Linked DNA regions of Homo sapiens: region 2 is linked to region 1. The links are chromatin contacts, found by Hi-C or POLR2A ChIA-PET in ENCODE. All regions are on one chromosome and are shown on one strand. Each heading gives the region's core, a stretch centred on a gene start or an enhancer-like site at or near the end of the contact. The rest is flanking DNA. Distances are from core to core; before and after follow the strand shown.

The links. A loop is a pair of places that touch in the nucleus more often than their neighbours do. ChIA-PET counts read pairs that join two places held with the same protein, here RNA polymerase II (POLR2A). Pooled maps may share reads with other maps.
Region 2: a loop to region 1 is called in a map of heart right ventricle, with 2.1 times the contacts of the local background. The contact joins two enhancer-like sites. A Hi-C loop is called at or near these places in 6 of 168 maps with a recorded cell type or tissue (Caco-2, PC-3, ascending aorta and 3 more) and 4 of 50 pooled maps. POLR2A ChIA-PET finds 5 or more read pairs at or near these places in 6 of 52 experiments (GM12878, H1, OCI-LY7 and 3 more).

Annotation. Positions count from the first base shown.
Region 1 is chr12:40,007,525-40,015,113 of GRCh38, forward strand. The region is part of intron 3 of SLC2A13 (solute carrier family 2 member 13); the gene reads right to left. Among named protein-coding and RNA genes, the nearest start is that of SLC2A13, 95 kb to the right of the region's middle. RefSeq lists a silencer at 3,782-3,901. Within about 2 kb of position 4,139, at least 3 of the 41 ENCODE cell types and tissues checked have a DNase peak (open chromatin) inside an H3K27ac peak, as active enhancers do; they include heart right ventricle, where a contact is called at or near this core.
Region 2 is chr12:40,049,739-40,057,327 of GRCh38, forward strand. All of the region lies in intron 1 of SLC2A13 (solute carrier family 2 member 13), which reads right to left. Among named protein-coding and RNA genes, the nearest start is that of SLC2A13, 53 kb to the right of the region's middle. Within about 2 kb of position 4,939, at least 4 of the 41 ENCODE cell types and tissues checked have a DNase peak (open chromatin) inside an H3K27ac peak, as active enhancers do; they include heart right ventricle, where a contact is called at or near this core.

The DNA of each region.
Region 1 (7,589 bases), core at 2,889-5,388:
TTTAAAATTAAGCATAATCCCAGAACTAGACTCACATAGTTTTTAAATGATGATGGAAAAGGGTATCCTTATATAGTACATTGAAGAGTGTATACTGTTCTAATAAGATAAGCTTTGTTTTGAATTCTTAGTTCTTCTATTTCCTAACAGGGTAAACTTGGGCAAGATTGTTAACTTCTCTATCAATTTTTACAACTATAAAATGATAATAGTTCACATTTTAGTTATTTGGCTTGCTGTAAGAATTAAAAGAAAAAAATATGGCACAATACCTCACACATAGAAGCCATTAAATATGAGTGGTAGCATAATTATTCAAAGGAAGAAACACTATTCAAAGAAGGAAGATATCGTTTACCAGCCTTAAAGATTCCATACATGGAAAAACGCCTTATCTATATTACTTTTATAATATACAATGGGTTTTACGGGAAAACCCAGATTTAAAATATAAGCACTTTCTACTTCTGAGGTAGAGTCTGAGGTAATTAAACAGCATCAAAAGATTCAACTAGTTTAAACCAACATATGTATAATTCTGAACTAATCAGCATCTCAAAACATTTAAGGATTTTTTTTAAAAAACCTATCCAGATTTTTTAAAATTTTAGACTAAATATAGTAACACACCTGCTAAAATGATTCCTTATAACAACATTCTCTTATCTGAAATTCTGTTAATAAAAGTAGAACAGAGAAGCCAAAAAGATTTTACTAAGGCATAAAAAGCAGCAGGGTGGTGGTGATGACAGGAAGCTCCAGGGTCAAGATACCAAATGTTAAGAGTATGGAGAAACAATTGGCTGGGCACAGTGGCTCATGCCTGTAATCCCAGCACTTTGGAAGGCCAAGGCAGGCGGATCATGAAGTCAACAGATCGAGACCATCCTGGCTAACATGATGAAACCCCGTCTCTACTGAAAATACAAAAACAACATTAGCCAGACATGGTGGTGGGCACCTGTAGTCCCAGCTACTCGAGAGGCTGAGGTGGGAGAATGGCTTGAACCCAGGAGGCGGAGCTCGCTGTGAGCAGAGGTTTCACCACTACACTCCAGCCTGGGCGACAGAGCGAGACTGCGTCACTCCAAAAAAAAAAAAAAAGAATATGGAGAAACAATTAAACTAATCCTTCATATTGTAAGATGATACCTGAGCTTTGATTTCTAAAAGGTTGTGATTCGATGACTTCCAGCCAATATACTTTGAAGCTTAGAAAGAAATTACCATGGAAACAAATGAACTAAAATAACACTATAACACCATGAGATAAATGGTTGTGCACAATTCTACTTCTAGATATCTACCCTAGAGAAACACACATACATGTGCTCAAGAAAACATATACAAGGATGTTCATTACAGCACTGTTTATGATACCCCCAAATGTAATGCCTATTAATAAAAGAACACATAAACAGAATGTGACATTCCATATCTGGAATATCACAGAGAAGTTTAAAGGGATGGACTAGATTTATATAAGATCTGACTCAAATCAACTCAACTTGAAAGAAAGCAAACAAGTAACTTAATAATACATGCATTATGATACTATTACCATAAAAATTCTCTAGGTGTGTTTGTGTGTGTGTGTCTGGAAGAATATTCCCCAAATCTGTTATGGCCAGCAGTGGAGCAGAGAGGTATAAAATGCGTGGGATCGATGTGATGGGCAAAGAGGAATTTAGCTTTATCTGTCCTGTTCTAACCCTCCAAAGGGAGGCTGAATTTATTTATTGTTAACTTAAACTAATTAAAGAAGAAAAATGCCTGAAATCTTTGATCATAAATGATGAAAACATTTTACTAGCCAAATAGAATGTTTATGGCTTTAAACTGTTAGATAATATCTATAATATTGTGACTATTAATAGGAAATAGAACATTAAGGTTTTTTTGTTTGTTTGTTTTTGTTTTTTGAGACTGGGTCTTATTCTGTCACCTAGGCTGGAGTACAGTGGCAATGGTCATGGCTCACTACAGCCTTGACTCCCTGGGCTCAAGCAATTGTCCCACTTCAGCCACCCGAGTATCTGGGGCTTCAGGCATGTGCCACCACACCCAGCCAATTTTTTAAAAAACTTTTACAGAGACAAGGTCTCACTATGTTGCCCAGGCTGGTCTTGAACTCCTGAGCTCAAGCAATCCTCGAGCTTTGGCCTCCCCAAAAGTGCTAGGATTACAGGCATGAGCCATCATGCCTGGCGACAGTTTCTTTTAACAAGCTCAAGATAAGAGGCCAGAACTCTGCTCTAAAGTCCAATGTAGAGACATGGGTCCTAAAACAAAATAATACTAAGTCAAAAGCCATCTGAAGAAGAGGCAGACTGACAATTAATGTCTCATTCATAATTTTCTATTAGAAACAGTGATGGAATTGCAGAAACTTTTGTTTCCTTATACATTAGGTTATTTGTCATATTTTCTATAAAAAACTTGAAATTATTTGACTACAATTCTGGTAATATTTATACTTCTTCAATTCTAAAAGAATGTGACGTGGTAAAAATCCCAGATGCCGCTAATCTATACAGGCACATGGCAACTCAAGAAAACATATGCACTGAAAAGGAAGCACAGTTCTTAAACATTTCAGTATTGAATCTGGCAAGAGACAGATCTTATGATGGTGTTTGTGGAGTCAGAAATCAAATGAATATCTTCTTAACATATAAGGTAGTGTTAAATAAGGAACATTATTCAGAGACATCACTGAGCTGAGAGTTGTTTGGATCTGCAAGTGAGAAAAGTAGAATATTTGATATTTTTCCCACTGGAAAATAAAGGTAATAGACGCCCTGTTGTCTGAAATATTGATTATTAGGGAAAGTCAGCTGAGGTTACATTTATAAATAATTTTATCACCCTAAAATATATAAATGCCATTCATTCTTCCATCTTGTGATGTAGGTAAGGCTTTTTTTTTCTGAGCCTGGATCAGCTGACTAAAGCATTGTTTTTCTTGCAAAAACCACAGAAAAAAATGTATTGTCTACAATCTCCATAAATAATACTGAAAACTTAAGACAGTTAAGCAAATTCAATATAGAATCCATCTAATTTTAATGATTTTTTCACAAACCTTTTAAAACCATCTTGCCCACACTTTGAGAGCAGTTTTCTTTAATGACATCTTTATTGAATCTTTCCAAAACATTCAACTTAGGTTTTCACTGAAATTGCTCTCCTTTTTTTATATTTTTCTTTCTTTAAATTTCTGTAATAGTTGATTCTACTGCCTAATTACAGCAACCAGCACAATGGCATAAACAGATTTAGAAACAAACCTAAATGACTTGGTAAACAGCCCAACAGACCGCATCACAAGTGCCAGGGCGTCCTGGAAAGTCATCTGCCAGCTGTGAGTGTGTTGTGTTTTAGAGGTTTTAAGAGTCTGGGGCCCACCAGTTGGTTTGGTAAGTGTGAGATGTAGAGGCCCTAAGAAGAGCATCTGTGTAGTGTATCTCGTGCAAATGTTAAGTTACACTTCCTACTCACCAGCTTCGTTCTTCAGTCTTCATGTGGTAAAAAATACAACAACCTACGATCCAGGCTACAGCCAGAGGCTCAACTAACTTTTGAGTAACCTCCCACGCCCGGTACCAAGAGTTGGAGACACAAATAATAACGGTAGGCAGGGTTTATCAACATCACCTGTGTTGAGTGTTGACTTTTTGGGCCAAAAAGTTCTATGTTGCAGGGGCTGTTCTGTGTATTTGTAGCATTAAACATCCTACTACCCACTAGATGTCAACATCACATTCCCTGAGCTGTGACAATCAAAAATGCCTCCAGACATTGCTAAATGCCCACTAGGGGGCAAAATTCCTCCTGACTGAGAACAAGTGAGGGTGGATCAGGAGCTTTCAGTTTCTAATAAACTTTCTTGGGTCCTTCCCTTTGTTGGGACTCACAGAATTTCATACTCTTAGATCTATCAAGAATCTTTTCCTTCAAGTTTTATTTTAGATTCAGGGGATACATGTGCAGGTTTGTTACACAGATATATTGTGTGATGCTAAGGTTTGATCCTTAACATCATAAACATGCATAAATGATCCTGTCACCCAAATAGTGAGCACAGGACCCAATAGGTCGTTTTTCAACCCTTTCCTTCCTCCCTCCCCGTCTCCTCCCTCTAGTAGTCCTCGGCGTCTACTGTTCCCATCTTTATGTCCATGTATACCCGATGCCTAGCTCCAGAATCTTTTGGTTGCCTTCTCTGAAATTCAGAGAAGTAAGCTGTGAACAGCCAGTTGTGGTTGCCTAATTTGTAGGGCTGAGGGCAAAATGAAAATGTGAGTCCCGTGCTCAAAAATTACAACTCTGAAGACAGTGACAGAAGAGGATTAAACCAAGGGCAGGACCCTTCTGAGTGCAGGGCTCTGGGCAGCTGCAGAGGTCGCGTGTCCATGAAGCCAGCCCTGCAATAGCCACCTAGTGATAGGCAGAGCAGGAGTTACAACCTGGGATTCCTGTCACTCTTTCCACTAAACTGACAGTCACATAAAGATCTGCTGCATCTCAATAAGCCAAGAGGTATTAATAGTTCAACTTCCTAATTTTTACTACAGTTTTTGCTAATATTCCTTATACTTAGCAAGAAATATTGTACATAATAGTGAATTAGTTTCTCATCTCAACTTTTTGAAATCAAATTTATCAACAGAAACCTACTAAATTAGATTGACAGTTCCAATTATAGAACTACAAAATCATTTGTGTTTTATTGGAAACAACCATGAGGAGTTTATTATATTTTATTAGTAGCATCTGTCTCCTGTCTTTGAATGCTAGAGAAGATATTAATGATGTTCTTTTGCCATTTGGAAACAGATACTCTTTTCTCAAAAATTATCTTTGGCACTGGATTAATTCTCTAATTTATTCTTGTCATTTGGCAAGCGTCTTCACTCCAGGTGTAGAAACTGGAAGTGTTTCCAGAAAGATCAAGGGAGATATACAATTTATTACAGAAGGTCAGAATGTGTGTTGCTTAAAGATGTGATGTGATATTTTTCTATCGCATGGATGTGACCATGATGAACCTAAATTCTAGCTTAATATCATCAGTCTGGTCTTACCTGCTAAAGATCACCAGGACATACATGCTTCTACCTTTTACTGCTCTGCCTTTTTCTTTTTCAACATTCTTCCAAATGTAAATCAGCAAAGCAATAACTGTCACAGATAACACTGCTTCCAAAACACAAGTAGTGGGTTATTATATTGGTTCAGTAATGTTCAAAACAGCATATCGCAAACTTCCCAACAAATGTCTGGAATCCAATTTTATGGTCCCAGAAAGGAAAGTGACACAGGAAATCACACTCCAGCACTCAGAGATAGCAGGCCTCCGGGACTGAATGACAATGCTGTAAGAAATTTTCGCTAGGGAATGTTTGACAGGAGATGCCACTTCTAACTCTGTGCTTTCAGTTTCTAAGTTCAAGTGAGTTGGTAAGAAAAATCCTGCTAAAGACATTTATATGATCTTCAGACATAAGGAGACAGTAAAGGAATATGCAGTAGCAGCTACAGTAAAAATGTTTTTAGTTTCTATAGTCAAAAGATACATGCAGAGGATGGCTTCCAAAACCAAGTGCAAAAAGGGTATAGTCAAATCATCAAGTGGTCTTACAAAATGATTTAAAAAAAAAAAACCTGAGTAATATAAACTATTTTCTACAAAGGCTAAGTGAGGTCAAAAATTTACAATACAGTGAGAAAGGGATGGATTATGCTCTTAAGAGCAGGGGATCTTGTTACCACCCTCTTTTCATGTCTAAAAATATTATTGAATGAATACTTTTACAGAGCTTATAATGTGCCAGGCACTGTTCTCACAGCCTTACATATTAAATCATCCAATCTTTAAAATATAATTATCTGAGACAGGTATTACAACTATCTCCATGCTACAGAAGAGGAAACAAGCACAGAGAGGTCAACTAAGTTGCCTAAAGTTGCACAGCTGCAATTTAAACCCAGGCAATTAGTTTCTAGATATTAAGTAACACCCAACGGCACATAGCCTTGGACAACTCAAATCTGTCTTTCTGAAAAGCTGAGCCCACTATATGACACAAGAACCACTATCTAAATCTACAATGGTAAGCCACTCAGACACTATATATATTTTGTATAATGAAAATCATTACAATTTCCTTTGGAGCTTATTTCACTAATGTACAAAAGATGAGAAATCCACTTTTAATGAGCTCTTACGTGTGCGGCCCTACGCAGGCACTGTATTTCCCTCATCCCATTCACTTCTCACCAGGATGTGGAACAACCTTCAGCACCTGATTTTACAGAGGAAGAGACTAAATACTTGGGGGGAAAAGTTGAATCACTTGCCCAATTGTGTAACTGATGAGACTCATACTAAAACGAAGCCACATAATTTCAAGAGAAATAAGGAGGAAATGCCTTCATATATATGTATATGTTATTTGTATTTGGAACATATCTATACTCAAACATTATATAGCATCAACTTCTTGCTTCCTTATTTGAGTACCTGATCTTATCTAGTACATTATAAAAGTTCCTGGAGACAAAAGCCTTTGTTTATAAAAACTTTGTACACCACATTACTTTTAGTATAATAATGCGCAAGTAGTAAAAGCCCCAGAAACATGTGTCAAATAATGGATGAATATGTATTTCTGGCCCAGAGGTAAACAAAACTCACCCAACTAATGTACAACTGTATGCTAATTAAGTCAATTAAGTACAAAGTACAAAACTCTAACATTTGTGGAGATCTCTAGCTTCCACTGATTTACCTCAGAAGGAAACTATCCCTTTTGTAAAAGAGGAAGGTTTTCCAACTCATAGCAGATTGGTACACTGAGACCCCAAATTGAGAGAAAATTCACCTAAGAATTCCATAAAAAGATTCCACTTGAATACTTCAAAATTAAGTGTTGGACTAGTCCAGATTATAAAAGATATTCATTTTTTTTTCTTTTTTTTGAGACAGAGTTTTACTCTTGTTGCCCAGGCTGGAGTGCCATGGCATGATCTCGGCTCACTGCAACCTCCACCTCCCAGGTTCAAGCAATTCTCCTGCCTCAGCCTCCCAAGCAGCTGGGATTACAGGCATATGCCACCATGCCCAGCTGATTTTTTTGTATTTTTAGTCAAGACGGGGTTTCTTTATGTTGGTCAGGCTGGTCTTAAACTCCCAAGCTCAGTGATCCATCCACCTCAGCCTGCCGAAGTACTGGGATTACAGGCGTGAGCCACCACGCCAGCCAAAAGATATTCTTGAATTATCACCTTCATATTCAAAATAAGATTTCTATCGTAATGCTATATTAGATCCAGCCAATTTTTATTTGAGATTATTATAGAAAACAAATGTTTTATGCAAATGACTACACTTTGGGAAAAATAATTTTCTAAGACCGCTGAATTAAGTAATATGTAAAAACTCCAAGACTAAATTAAATATACATCTTGTAGGTACGTCTCTATTCCTGCTGGTATAATTTTACAAGTAATGAAGTATGTGAAAGAATTTTTAAAGGGTCTATTTCTCACATTATATATGACTAGTTAATAACTATAATTTATTC
Region 2 (7,589 bases), core at 3,689-6,188, 43 kb after region 1:
AGGCAAATAAATACATAGATGAACAGATAGGCAAGATTTATTTAAGTAATACATATTTATTTGGGAAAATTCACTGTATTATTGCATAACTACTGATAAGTAGTTATTAAATTTGCACACAAGTCAAACCATTAAGTCTCAGAACTAGATACTAATTTCCACCAATGTTGTTTGCTACTGTAGTGCCTGTCAATAATCTTACGACTTTGAGTTTCATAGAATAATAAGCATGTGCTAATAGACACAGTATTAACAGTCTTCACAATTAAATCATCACCTAAGCAGCTGAAGTTTCCATTTGACTGCTAATCAATTTAATAACACAGACCACCCTGAAATGCCCTCATCTAACTTGGAAAGAGGAAACAAACATCTGCTGCAAATGTTGACACGGGATTTGTATATTCTCTTTAGTTCTTTTACTATTAGAACATCTCAAACTTTCATAATTCAAACAATAATTTACAACTTGGATTTCTTTTTCTGCTATGGTCTGACTATAAACAGGAATTTGGTTGTTCTCTTTAGACAGAGATCTTTATTTAGCCATGTAGCCCCAGATTTGAGCATGGGAAATCAGGACTGTGGTTTTAGGCAACACATGCTCATAAAAAACACATAGATTTTACTTGACAGAAATGCAGGTATGTCCTCAGACCCTGATAAAGTTCGATTATTTAAAACAAACACCAGAGCTTTGAAAGTAATACGTACTGACAAAGGGTAAAGATTGAAGACAGACTCATTGGATTTGGAGTTGGAAAGAACCATGAAAGACCTTCTGTCCAATGAGTGCTCTGGCTGACTTAACACTGCAACAACTACCTACATTCAGCAGATATTTTATAGGGACTAATAATCTTATTTAATCCTCAGGATATCCCTTTAAAGGGCATGTAATTATCTCCATTTTTCATACCTCAGGTCACATGATGAGTAGGTAGAAGAATCAGAATTTAAAGCAGACAGCAAGATTCTAAAACCCAATTTTGATGGCACAAACTATATTGACGGATCATCATAAGTAAGGGAAGGCTCTGGAACCAGTGGGTTTCAATTCCAGCCTTGCCACTTATCAGCTGGTTAAGTTTGGACAACTTACTTGACTTTTCTGGGTCTAAAGTTCCTCATCTATAAAATAGGAAGAATAAAAGTAACTACTTCATAGGAGTTGAGAGGATTCAATGAGTTAAGTAAAGCACTTAAAATTGTGCCTGGCTTACAGAAGGTAGTCAATAAGATCAGCAATTATTTTTATTCTTATTATCATCTCTAGTTATGAGGCATCCCAATTCTTTCTATAGTAGGTGACAGGATTATAAGGATGAGTACAAACAAATAAAATAGGGTCCCTGCTATGAAGGAAAGTACACACAAGACCTACTCACAAAAGCATACAATCAAGTAAATAACTTCAAAATAACATGGTAAGGGTCATAATAAAGCTATACACTGGATTCTACTGTGGCAAGCTGACAATGACCAGGTGGTAGTTGGAAAGGTTGGGCAGACAATTCTGCACAGAACATGAGCTTAAATCTTTATATGAAATGACACGGGGTTTTCTGAGAGATAAATAGAAAATGTGAGGCGGAATATGTGTGCAGATAAGATGGGAGAGACAGAGGGCGCCTAAGTCATGGAAGCAGCATCCATTAATCAGTGAGTATTCATCAGACACTGGATCTGAGCTGGGCACTGTGTTTAGCACTTTGGAGATAGTGCTGTAGGAGAGAGACATGAGCTCTGTTCTCGTGGAGCTTAGGGTCTGCTAGTCGAGTGGGATGGGTATTGCCAAAGGGGAAGTGTGAGGAACATCAGACTATAGCAAAGGGACCGGCCCAGCCTGAAGAGTCAGAGGGGCCTTGGATAGAAGTCATATTTAAGCTGAGATGTAGTGAATAAGTAAGTGAGAGTAGGTTGGAGATAGGGGAGAGTTGGGAGGTACTGCAGACAATCAGATCAGCTTAGGTAAGGGCCTTCAGGCAGGACGAAAAGCATCCTGCTGAGGAAGGGGTGGCGGACTACTTTTAGAGAAATGGGCAAGGATCAACCACAGTGTAAAGGATCTTAAAGGCCAAATTAAGGGCTTAGTGCGCAGAAGCCTCTGAATAGGGTAGAAGAGGAAGATGCATGATCAGGTTCAATGATCAGGATCAACTAGATCATTCTAGTTGGAGTACGGAAAATTGATTGCAGGGAAGCAACACGTACAGTGGCAGCAATGGTGATGGACTGAAATGAAGAGATTTGAGAATTATGTCTTTGGTATCTAGGTTAAAGAGAATATGAATAGGATGTGAAGGATAAAGAGAGAAGGAAGCTGAGGATGATGTTTTGATGTCAGGAAAAAGCAACTAGGAGCATGATGGGCACTTTGTACAAAGATAGGGAGGGAAAAAATGAAGTTTGAGTACAAGATAATAAGGTCAGGTCATAGATGGAATTGAGTCAGAGGCACTTTGTGAAATATAGAAGTAGATAGTAAGTGGCCTGCTTGATGGTGTGCTGGGAATACAGATTATTTACATGTGAGTGGTCCCACCCCCTCCCTGTTTCCCCTACCCAATAAGGTCTTCGCCAGAATAACCTGTCTCCTCCTTTATCCTCAAGGGAGAATTTGGTCTTTGTCAGTCTAGTTCTTGAGCTTTTATCATGCTAAGCAAAAAAAGGGTGGAGAAAAGAAAACATGGGCAAATCATGAGGTATATTGGGAGAAGTTAAGACCAAAAAAGACAAAAAACAGTTGTGAGTGAGAGTCTCGGGGTGAGTCTGGGGAAAATGGGAGCCTGTAACAAAGGGAGTAACCCTTGAGCAGGGAAGTGAGGAGATGACAGCGATTTTAAGAAATAATGCTGATTTGTAAGCTACATGCTATTATATTCTTCAAGAGAAATAAGTTAAGAGCAGTTCTGCCTTACTATTGCTTTTAGTTGCTGGACTATATTTCTTCAAATGCAACATCAAACTGACATTCGGCCAGGTAGGGCTTGGGAGTTACACAACTAGGTGGAGCTCAAAGGATGGTACTATGGGGACAATGCGCATAACTGAAACTACGGAAATGGATAAGATCACTCAATGGCATACGAGAAGAATGCTTAGAATAGAATCCTGAAACAGTCCAACAATTAAGGGACTAGGAGGGGGAACTGAGAAGGTTCATGACGAGCAAATATCTACCTTACCTTTCAATACTATGTTATTTTTAAAGGCTTTCTATGTTATCATTTTGTCTTATCATGTAAAATCATCCTATCAGGCTGGGCGCAGTTTGTTCATGCCTATAATCCCAGCACTTTGGGAGGCAGAGGCAGGTGGATCATGAGGTCAGGAGATTGAGACCATCCTGGCCAACATAGTGAAACCCTGTCTCTACTAAAATACAAAAAAATTAGCCAGGCATGGTGGCACATGCCTGTAATCCCAGCCACTCTGGAGGCTGAGGCAGGGGAATTGCTTGAACCCGGGAGGCGGAGGTTGCAGTGAGCCAAGATGGTACCACTGCACTATAGCCTGGCGACAGAGCAAAGACTCCATCTCAAAAAAAAAAAAAAAAAAAAAAATCCTATAAACAGGCTGGTGGAACTGATATAATTTATTATCCCCCTATGAAAGGTAATGATGCCCAGCCCCAGAGACAGATATAAAGAGATTTTCAGAAAGCCACATGGCAAGTTAATGTCAAAATGGGTCTCACAGATCTAGGTCCTCTAACCTTTGTAATGTGCCATTCAAGGGCTGGGTGTCATGCCTATGTGATCCTTTGGAAATGTCTTAGAAACATTTTATTTTTGACCTTCTTACTTTGACTAGCATACATAAACTTCTAGGGGCAAAAGAGTCTTCTCTCTTCCCTGCCACTATTGCCTGCTAAGTGACTTACTGCCACCAGACATCATGTTAAAGAGCTTGGAACAATTAGTAAGAAAAATGACAACTGAGTATGATTAATTGTATAATTTGGGACTAGGCAAGTTTAAACCTTAAAACCGCTTTATGAAACTGGGAAAGTAGGAGGATCCGTGCTCAGTCTACTCACATCTGCCCAATACGCACATGTTAGGCACAGGGCCTGTTAACAACTCACCTTGCTGTTAATAAAAGCAACCCATGCAAACTATAATTTATGGATTTCTAAACATGGAGCTCACTTGTGGAAAACCTTGAACATGAAGGCTTTGTCACCCCAAAATCTACTTTCCACTTTGGGAAAACAAATGGAATTTTGTCCCTCAACAAAGCTCATTATTCTACTTAAGAAGGGATGGTTAAGTAAAACTACTGCTTAACTTTAGAGTCTGTTTCAAATCACTATTATGTATTTGTGTAATTCAGCCCTTGATTTATATAAGCCACAGAAATATTCAAATAAATGAGCAAAAATTTCTCCTGTTATTTACCTAAAACCTGTTTTAAAGAAAGAAAATATATCAAGGCTCACATTTTTGCTCTGGTACTATAACTCAAAGATGATGATTTGAGATCTTCAAAATGAAGAGTTAGGTGCTTTAAAAATGAATGTAATGAATAATATTTAAATATGATTTAAATATTTAAAGTTCAGGAGAGTTCTATGAAGAGCTTTTGATTTCTTTCCTATTCTAATCACTAACCAAATAAAATAAAAGCCTGATAAAGAAAAAACAAGTTATTAATAGTCCATACTAAACTCACACATTGAAATTAACACAAGGAATATAATGGTATAAATTCCTATTAACAGCTTATTAGAGTAAACATAACCACAAAAATCCATGTTGGTGTTATTTCTAAATATTTTGAAAAAGCTCAGTTTCTTAGAAAATTTCCTACAAAATTATAAGATCTACATCAATGAACACTCATTATCGCACTTGGCTTGAGAAGTTTCACCAGAAAACTGCATCTCAGACACTGCAGTGCGACCGGATTCACACACTACCACACTGCCAAGCTGATTCACCATCTCAACAGCACAAAACGCTCTGGAGTGCAGAAGTTGGCTTTCAAAAACGGCTGGAAGCCCTTTTAAAGGCCTGAGTCAGAAGTATAAATAATTTCATAACCAAATACCATTAGAAAATCCTGTTGTGATAGATAAATACCCATGAATCACAGCTGTCTCTCAGCATGATAAGCCAGGCAACAACTAATTAGCTTCTTAGTAGCACATGAAGCTACCTTTTAATAATAATGCTTCTTGAACAAGAAGGATTATGATGTTCTAATTTCATTTTGCAAATTATTGCTTTATCATCTCTAAAGAAATACTTTTAATAAAAAGAAACAGAGTCTGTCAAAGGAATCAGAATCCCTCGCTGTGGTTGTTTTGGTTTGGCTGTCTTGCTCAGGGCTGATATGTTTACATTTTTTCCAAACAGTCAAGTATCTATGGTTACCAGGTTGTTAACAATTTAGAATTCAGTTTCTACTTTTTTCTAATAAGGCTTAAGACACTCAGAAAAGATGCTGGGAAACTTCAAAGTGTACAAAATACCAACATAAAATGCCTGTAACAGAAGAGTCAGGTTATAAGAAAGATTCTCTCTGTGGAGATAACTAGCAACGTCAATGGTCTACAAACTTAAAGAGCTCTTAACATAGTATCACAAACATGTCATCAGCCTTTCAACTCAGTGAAGTCTCCCATGGCTAAAATGACCACTTCTGTTAGATTGCTTGAGAATCTTCTATCTGTCTATGTCCTTTTTCACTGGTAACATCCCAGTAGAGCCTGTATCACGTTTGTCTCTCCAAGCAGGACTACAAGCCTGTTAATGGAATGATCAGATTTCACATATCTTCTGTACTATAAGTTGCCTAAGTGTCAAGCCTAAGGGCGTAGACTAAGTTATTGATTAATAAAAAGTTATTGATTAGTACTATGGAATGCATACACAAAACTATATTCTTTTAAACTAGTGTTAACTGATTGGTTTTAACTGATTGGTTTCCCTAATGATATTCATTAGGGAAAATTTGGAAACTACAGGTAAGAAGCAAAGTGAATAAAAATCGCCTCTAATCACTCATAGATAACCACTGTTTAAATCTGTTTATAACTGTCAGTATTTTTTTCTACAAATCTATAGTTTTCACTCATACAGCATTTTCCTTCTCTTTAAAATATTCTTTTCCAAAAATGGTCTCAAACTTCCTACATAAGCTAGGCAGGTACCACAAATATAGGAGACCAACTGAGTGGAAGATATTAAGCTGCTTGCATAACAACTAAGGTACAACACACTCCACAGGCCAAAAAAAACAAACAAAAAAAAAACAAAACAAACAACAAAAAAAAACACCAGCCAAACAAAACACATCTCTACAGAGCCACATACAACAAACCCTGGTTTGGCACCCTTATAGTACAAAATCATTTTAAATAACAGTATAATATTCCAATACTAAGATATAACTTATGTAACCATTCCCTTCTTATTCCATACTAGATTCTTACATACACATTAGAATGGGAAGCCTGTAACTTTCAGATACTGGAAATAAGTTCTGCTTTTTGGAGAGAGTATTCATCAATTAAATTAAGTTTAAGAATAGTAGTGTTATAAAGAGAACAACACTGGATGAGAAAGGCCAGGGAAAAACACAGAGAAAGAAAGAATTTCTTGACTGGAAGTGATGGCAAAATAAGAAATTGATATTCAAGAAATTTCCTAAAATAGATTTAAGAGGTTATAAAAACATGGGAAAGATCACTGTATGAAGTGCTACATAAGCAGAAGCAGTATGCATTTCCACCTGAAAAGTGGAATGCACAAAGGTTAATAAGAAATCAATATGCTTTCCCCAAGGCAGTGAATTTAACAAGCAACAGCATAAGTGGTGTTTTGTCATATTTAACTCTATGTGACATCTAGAGGCAAATGTTCTAAGAACAACAGTGTGGCCTAAATCAGAGCTAAAAGGACGTGAATCACCTGAATACAGATGATAATTGCATAGGTGTCAATGAAATGCACAAGGAATATGTACAGAATATGACTAGCCCAGGACTAGAATTTAGCTATAGAAATGCTCATACAATAAAGGGCTGAGGAGTAAAATAGAATAAACTATTGAAGGAAATACTAGAGTTGCAAAATAATAAATGAACACAGTCTCCACCATTTTTTCAAGCTGTTCTTTTTATAAGATGATTTGACCTTGCCTAAAAAGCAGAACCCGGGAGGTGGAGCTTGCAGTGAGTCGAGATCGCGCCATTGCACTGCAGCCTGGGTGACAGAGCGAGACTTCGTGTCAAAAAACAAAACAAAACAAACAAACAAAAAAAGCAGAAACGAAGAGCCATGAGGAGGGAATCAAATAAAAAGACAATAGACTAAAATTAAATAGGGAAATGAGTAGCATAAGGAAGGACTGTAAAAACACACGAATTTAATAGCAGAATACATAATAATAACAAAAGTAAACCCCATACTGGACACAGTAAAGAGTAGAAATGAAGCTGTGTGAAGTCTGAATCAGAAGTATAGAACATCAATTTAATATGCTCTCCATGAGCAGAAAGCAAAGGAAATTGCAATGATAAAAGATATTGTTGAAAAAGAAACCATTATAAGAAAAATAAATGAACTCAGGTATGGGTG